Regions from separate parts of the Homo sapiens genome. Here region 2 is linked to region 1. A link is a loop called in an ENCODE intact Hi-C map of the cell type or tissue named here. Cell type or tissue: HCT116. All regions are shown on one strand. Each heading gives the region's core, and the rest is flanking DNA. Links, peaks and the distances in the headings are about the cores only.

Region 1 (2,804 bases), core at 54-2,553:
AAGGATAAACGCCGTCCCTGCTACTCCATCTCATCTGGAAGCAGAAAAGCAGTGCAATGACCCTAAGAGTCACAGGGAGGATAAGGGTGGCTTTCACCACCCCAGCCCAGCCACCTCTGACTCTACCTGGAACCTCTCCTGACCTGCCCCCAACTCTTCCCAAGGAGAGGCTTCCTCCCTCTCTGGTCCTCTCGCAGACCCCCCACTGCATTCTGAGCCACTCCTCTTCCCTCAGCTCCCACTCACCTCCCACATCCCCTCCATCCCCCTCACCACGGCCCCACTGCATTTTAGTGTCTGCTGTGGTTGACCCCAGATGTCTGCACCAGCCTGTCTCATCTGAACACGCTCCCCTCTCCAGCTGCCCATTCATCACTGCCCCCTTCATGCCATACTGAAGACAGTGCCTTGTTCATGTGGGTGACATTTATGTATCTGCATAGCGTGGGTTCTTTTTTCTGCTCTGATAAGGACCCAGCATGTAGAAATGGAATTCATTTCCCATACATAAACTCAGGCACTAAACCAGACTGCATGGCCCAATAAATGTAATTCAGAATTAGGAGCCGCAGGAGCACAGCCCTTCCTCACTTGACCATCCTATCACTAAAAGGCCCACCGAGGAGGAAGCCTTACCACACACTCAATCTCTATTGACAGCTCTCTAGGAGAGAAATGGACCTAGATTAATCAACGACCATACATACATTTAAGCTTCTTAATAAATTGTCCTATAAATTCCACACATTATTTCTAATGAAAAAATTAAAATTCCTCATACTTATGTAACCATTTACCAAAACACTCTCCCATAAGTTATGGTGGTAATTCCTCAAAACCGCCATGAAATAGCTAAGCGACTGGCCTTTTTTACAACAGACATAAACAAATTCCAATGTATTAACAATTTAAGATGGTGACTGATATGGTTTTGCTCTATCTCCACCCAAATCTCATCTTGAATTGTTGCTCTCACAATCCCCACATGTCATGGGAGGGACCCAGTGGGAGGTAATTGAACCATGGGGGTGGGTTTTTCCCGTGCTGTTCTCGTGATAGTGAATAAGTCTCACGAGATCGGATGGTTTTATAAAGGGCAGTTCCCCTGCACACACCATATAAGACGTGCCTTTGCTTCTTCGCCTTCAGCCATGATTGTGAGGGCTCCCCAGCCATGTGGAATTGTGAGTCTATTAAAACACCTTTATAAATTACCCAGTCTCGGGTGTGTCCTTAGAGCAGCGTGAGAACGGACTAATCACAGTAATTGTTAAGCACAAGTCCCTTAAGCACGTATGTCCTTTGATGTGGCGTGCACGTTCAGCATCATTTCTGCCCTGTGGCAAGGATGCTCACATTTTGCTCTTTAGACCTTCTCCCACTAGAGGGCGCGCTAAGCCAACCTAGGCCGGTCCGATCGCCGCCATCAGTGCCTGACACATACCTGGCAAAGCCTGAGCGGTTTTCAGACCCATCATGCATCAGCCAGGCCTCCCACCAACCCCAGGAGTTGCTCCCACACCGTGCAGGGGCTTGGCTGCATTGGCACGGGGACCAAGTATTCCTGAATTCATATTTGGAGCCCAGTTTTTTATAATTACATCCTGGAACAACGGTATATTTTGATCACCCCTTTCTCCCTAGGCGTTCTCCAGTCCTCAAAGCCCTTCTACCTAAAACGAAGGAACACATCCATTTTCCTTTTCTCTCACAGATCTATGAGGGGAAGAGGAATGGAGGGCTGGTAAAGACCACAGCCATGTTCTCTCCGGGGTGTTCACAGCCATGAACACCCCACCAGGCCTAAGCTGTCACAGAGACAGGCCTTTGTGGTCTAGAAGTCCCCACACAGCCTGCCTGCTGCAGACATTCCTCAGCTTCCTTTGAGGAAGAAGAGGTAGCCATTTCCAGAGGAGGAAACAAGAAAGAACGGAAGACTCTCTTAGCCCAGAATTCTCTTTCCCAGACCCATTCTGCCATAACTCAAATGCCACATGGCCCCCAGTAGCCCACACCTCCCACTGCAATGGTCCACGCATCCCAGTTCAAGGATCCATGCCTCCCAGGGCAATAACCTGCACCTCCCAGTGCTATGGTCCGCACCTCCCAGGGCAATAGTCCACACCTCCCAGTGCAGTGGCCACACCTCCCAGTGCAGTGGTCCACACCTCCCAGGGCAATGAGCTGCACCTCCCAGTGCAATGGTCCATGCTTCCTCGTGCAATGGTCCACACCTCCCAGGGCAATGAGCTGCACCTCCCAGCCAATGGTCCACATCTCCCAGTGCAGTGAGCCATGGTTCCCACCAATGGTCCATGCTTCCCAGTGCCATTGAGCCGTACCTCCCAGTCCCAATGTTCAATAACTCCCAGTCCTAATGGGCCATGCCTTCCAGTACCAATGGACCATACCTCCCAGTGCCAATGGCCCATGCCTCCCAATGCCAATGAGTCACACCTCCCAATGCCAAAATCAGCCACACCTCTGTGTGAGTTCCCTCTCACATTGAGTCTGGACATTACCATGTTTTTCCTTTTCCATCCATTTACTTTCAATGTATCTGTGTCATATTTAAAGTGTATCTTTGTAAATACTGTATGGTTTGGTCTTGCTTTTTTATCCAGTCTGGCAATCTCTATCTTGAATTCATATCATACCACTTTACATCTAATGTAAGAAACTCTGGTAGCCCAACCCCAGCCTCTTGCATTGCTATAATTAAAGGATTCTTACCTTTTCTTCATGTTTGGAAGCTGGGGAGTGGCTACTGTTTCAGACAGTTTGGATTCACCTTTAGGTTCACC
Region 2 (2,804 bases), core at 203-2,702, 410 kb after region 1:
CCAGGTAAACTAAAACCAAGAGCGGAATGAAATCGGTGAATAAGCCAAACGAACCTCAGAGGGACCTTGGCACCCGCACCCCCGCCCCGCACCTTAGTTCTGCGAGCCTTTCCCCGTCTCCAACGCGGGCAAGGCTGTCAGATCCTCAAGCCGACCCTTCTCTGCACCGCGACCTCAGTGTCCTGCGCGGGACATCAGAGGCCGGACGCTCCACCTGCCCCAGGGCACGCCCCGAGCCCCCAAGCCCATCTCCTTCCTGTCGGGTGCTCACCTCTTCCTCCCTGCGGGCCCAGGGCCTTCTTGAGGGGCTGCGGATGCGAATGAGCCAGCGAAGGGCCGCCCGCGGCCCCTCGGCACCTCTGCCCAGCCGTCCCGACCAGGGGACCAGCTCAGCCCCGGTCGGGGCCCCGGCACCCAGGACCGCTCAGGATCTCCATTCCAGTCCCTTCGCACTTTCTGACGGGGAAGGAGAGTTGGGAGAACGAGACTCTCAAGTCTGGGGACTTCTACCCACCATTAAAGCTTTGGCATTCTGGCCATTTCTTTCTTTTTAAAAAATTATTATTATTATTTTTTATTTTGAGATGGGAGTCTCGCTCTATCCCCCAGCCTGGAGTGCAGTGACTCGATCTCCGCTCGCTGCAACTTCCGCCTCCAGGGTTCAAACGATTCTTCTGCCTCAGCCTCCCCAGTAGCTAGGACTACAGGCTTGCGCCATCACGCCCGGCTAGTTTTTTTTTTGTTTTTTGTTTGTTTGTTTGTTTGTTTTTAAAGTAGAAACAGGATTTCGCCATATTGGCCAGGCTGGTCTCGAACTCCTGACCTCAGTTGATCCGACCGCCTCGGCCTCCCAAAGTGTTGGAATTACAGCAGTGAGCCACCGCGCACCAAGCCCGGCCCATTCTGGCCATATCTATAGACGGATGCATTGCACAGGAGGCTCAGCACTAATCGGTAGATACTGCGAGATGCTGGGAGGTTAAGGGGCCTACCCGCAATATCTCTGGCCAATGCCTTGGGCTAGAAATGCCATAATTAGCCGCTCTTTTGATCCCTTGCAAAATGCGAATCCCACCGCACCTCCACCCCACCCGAGTGGTAATCTCCTAGTGGTAATCTAAGTGAGCCTGTGATAAGATAAGTAGCTCCTGGTGGTGAGGGTGAGAAATTGGGGAGCTGGAGCCCCAGCCAGGGACGAGGCTGTAGGGGCTAGGGCGAAGATGGAGGCTGCTGGGCCCCCAGATGGAAGACGGTAACGTGCGCCCGCTTCGTTTTTGCTCGAGGTCAGTCAGGTGCAGACTGAATTCGAAGTCGCTCCCTCCTCCGCTCAACCCCGACCAGGCCAAAACTAAAGCAGCACCGCCCCCTGCTGGGCCGACAGGGCATCAGATTTTGCTGGACGCGGGTGACAGGCGAGATAGGGAGTGTCCCTGCTGCTAGTGCCCCTGCTGCTAGTGCCTAGTTACCTGCAGTACTTACCCTCCCTGGGCCTCAGTTTTTCTTCCTCTGTAAAATAAATGCGCTGGGCCGGATCTTTTCTGAGTTCTCTTCTCCCCTACGAATTCTAGATCCCTCCTCTGTCCTCCCTGCGCCAGGGACCTTCGGGCGACCCTTCCCTGTACCCCCACCCCACCCTCTCTGGACCCCGTTTCTGCCTCAGTACGGCGCGCTGAGCTCTGCCCCCTGCCCAGGCCCTGACCCCCTCAGGAGCCGCGGTTTCCTGGGGTAACAGTGGGAAACGTGTCGGCCGTCTCCGCTCAGGCGCTTGCTGTGTACAGAAAGGTGAATTCATGGGAAAGGTGGCGGAGGGATCCAGGTTCTGGTGGACGCTTTACGGCTCCACCAAGGCTGGCCCCGAGATTTGCGCAGAATGAGCGGCTGAGGATGGAAGGGCTGCAAGATCCACCGCCTTACTTAGCTGGGACCCGGCCCCACCTCCTCTACAGCAGACCCTGTCTCCACCGGTGCGGTTGGTGCTAGGTTCCCAAACACACTGCTGCCGTTTCTTGTCTGACATCGCGGCCCTGCTCCTGCCTGCCTTCAGCCTGGGCTAGCCCCCCGCCCTTCCCCCAGCTCCCTGCCCCTGCGCCCACCACACTCCTCCTCCGTCTCCTTTAGGCTGATTCAGGCACACCGGCTCTCGTCGCCTTGGTGGCCCTCCCCAGCCCTCCTCCGCGCCTGCTCCGGGTGGCGCTCCGCTGGGCTCCTCGTGCGCCTGTCCGCGACCGCACCCACCTCATCCTGGCACCCCCATCGTGGCATCACGTGTTCCCTCATCTGTCCTCATGGCTGGCGTGCCCCTCTGCGGTGAGACCTGCAGAACAGGAATTGGTGCCGGGTCAGCAGCCGGCGATGAAGCCGGACGAAGCCTGCAAACCCCACCCATACGCCAGCTTCACATAGCTCCTATCCATTGCACAGCAGCGTGGGGAAGCACCGTTCTCTACCCTCCAAGTAAGAAGCTGATTGTTGGGGCACAGGGGAGATCCTATAGCATGGCTCTGCTTATGGGCACGCGCAGAAACATTCCCAAATGAATTTTTTTGTTGTTTGTTTTGTTTTGTTTCTTGTTTGTTTTAAGAGACAGGGTCTTGTTCTATCGCCCAGGCTGGAGTGCAGTGGTGCAATCACGGCTCACTACAGCCTCGACTTCCGGGCTCAAGCGATCCCCCCACCTCAGCCTCCCAAGTAGCTTGGACCATGGACCCGCGCCAGCACGCTGGCTTTTTTTTTTATTTTATTTTATTTTATTTTTTGAGAGAACCTGATTTCCTTCCAACCAATTGTGCTCTCCCAATTCCAAC

Evidence for each region. Peaks named below come from ENCODE experiments on the same cell type or tissue, not always from the same donor. Only the 100,000 strongest peaks of a DNase experiment are listed, where the experiment ranks them.
Region 2: a loop joins it to region 1, with 9 times the contacts of the local background. A loop is called at or near these places in 4 of 110 quality-filtered maps.

What each region holds. Positions count from the first base shown.
Region 1 is chr2:87,216,547-87,219,350 of GRCh38, reverse strand. No RefSeq gene overlaps it. Among named protein-coding and RNA genes, the nearest start is that of MIR4771-1, 23 kb to the right of the region's middle. In HCT116, for the core only: a CTCF peak has its summit at 1,366 (motif pointing right); no DNase peak of the experiment used is centred there.
Region 2 is chr2:86,807,097-86,809,900 of GRCh38, reverse strand. It overlaps LOC105374846 (a long non-coding RNA gene), which reads right to left. Exons shown (of 3, transcript XR_940321.3): 2 at 2,236-2,314. It also overlaps a transcript of CD8A not described here. Among named protein-coding and RNA genes, the nearest start is that of CD8A, 18 kb to the right of the region's middle. RefSeq lists a silencer at 1,284-1,473. In HCT116, for the core only: a CTCF peak has its summit at 1,370 (motif pointing left); DNase peaks (open chromatin) are centred at 1,410, 1,820 and 2,270; H3K4me3 peaks cover 1,690 bases; H3K27ac peaks cover 956 bases.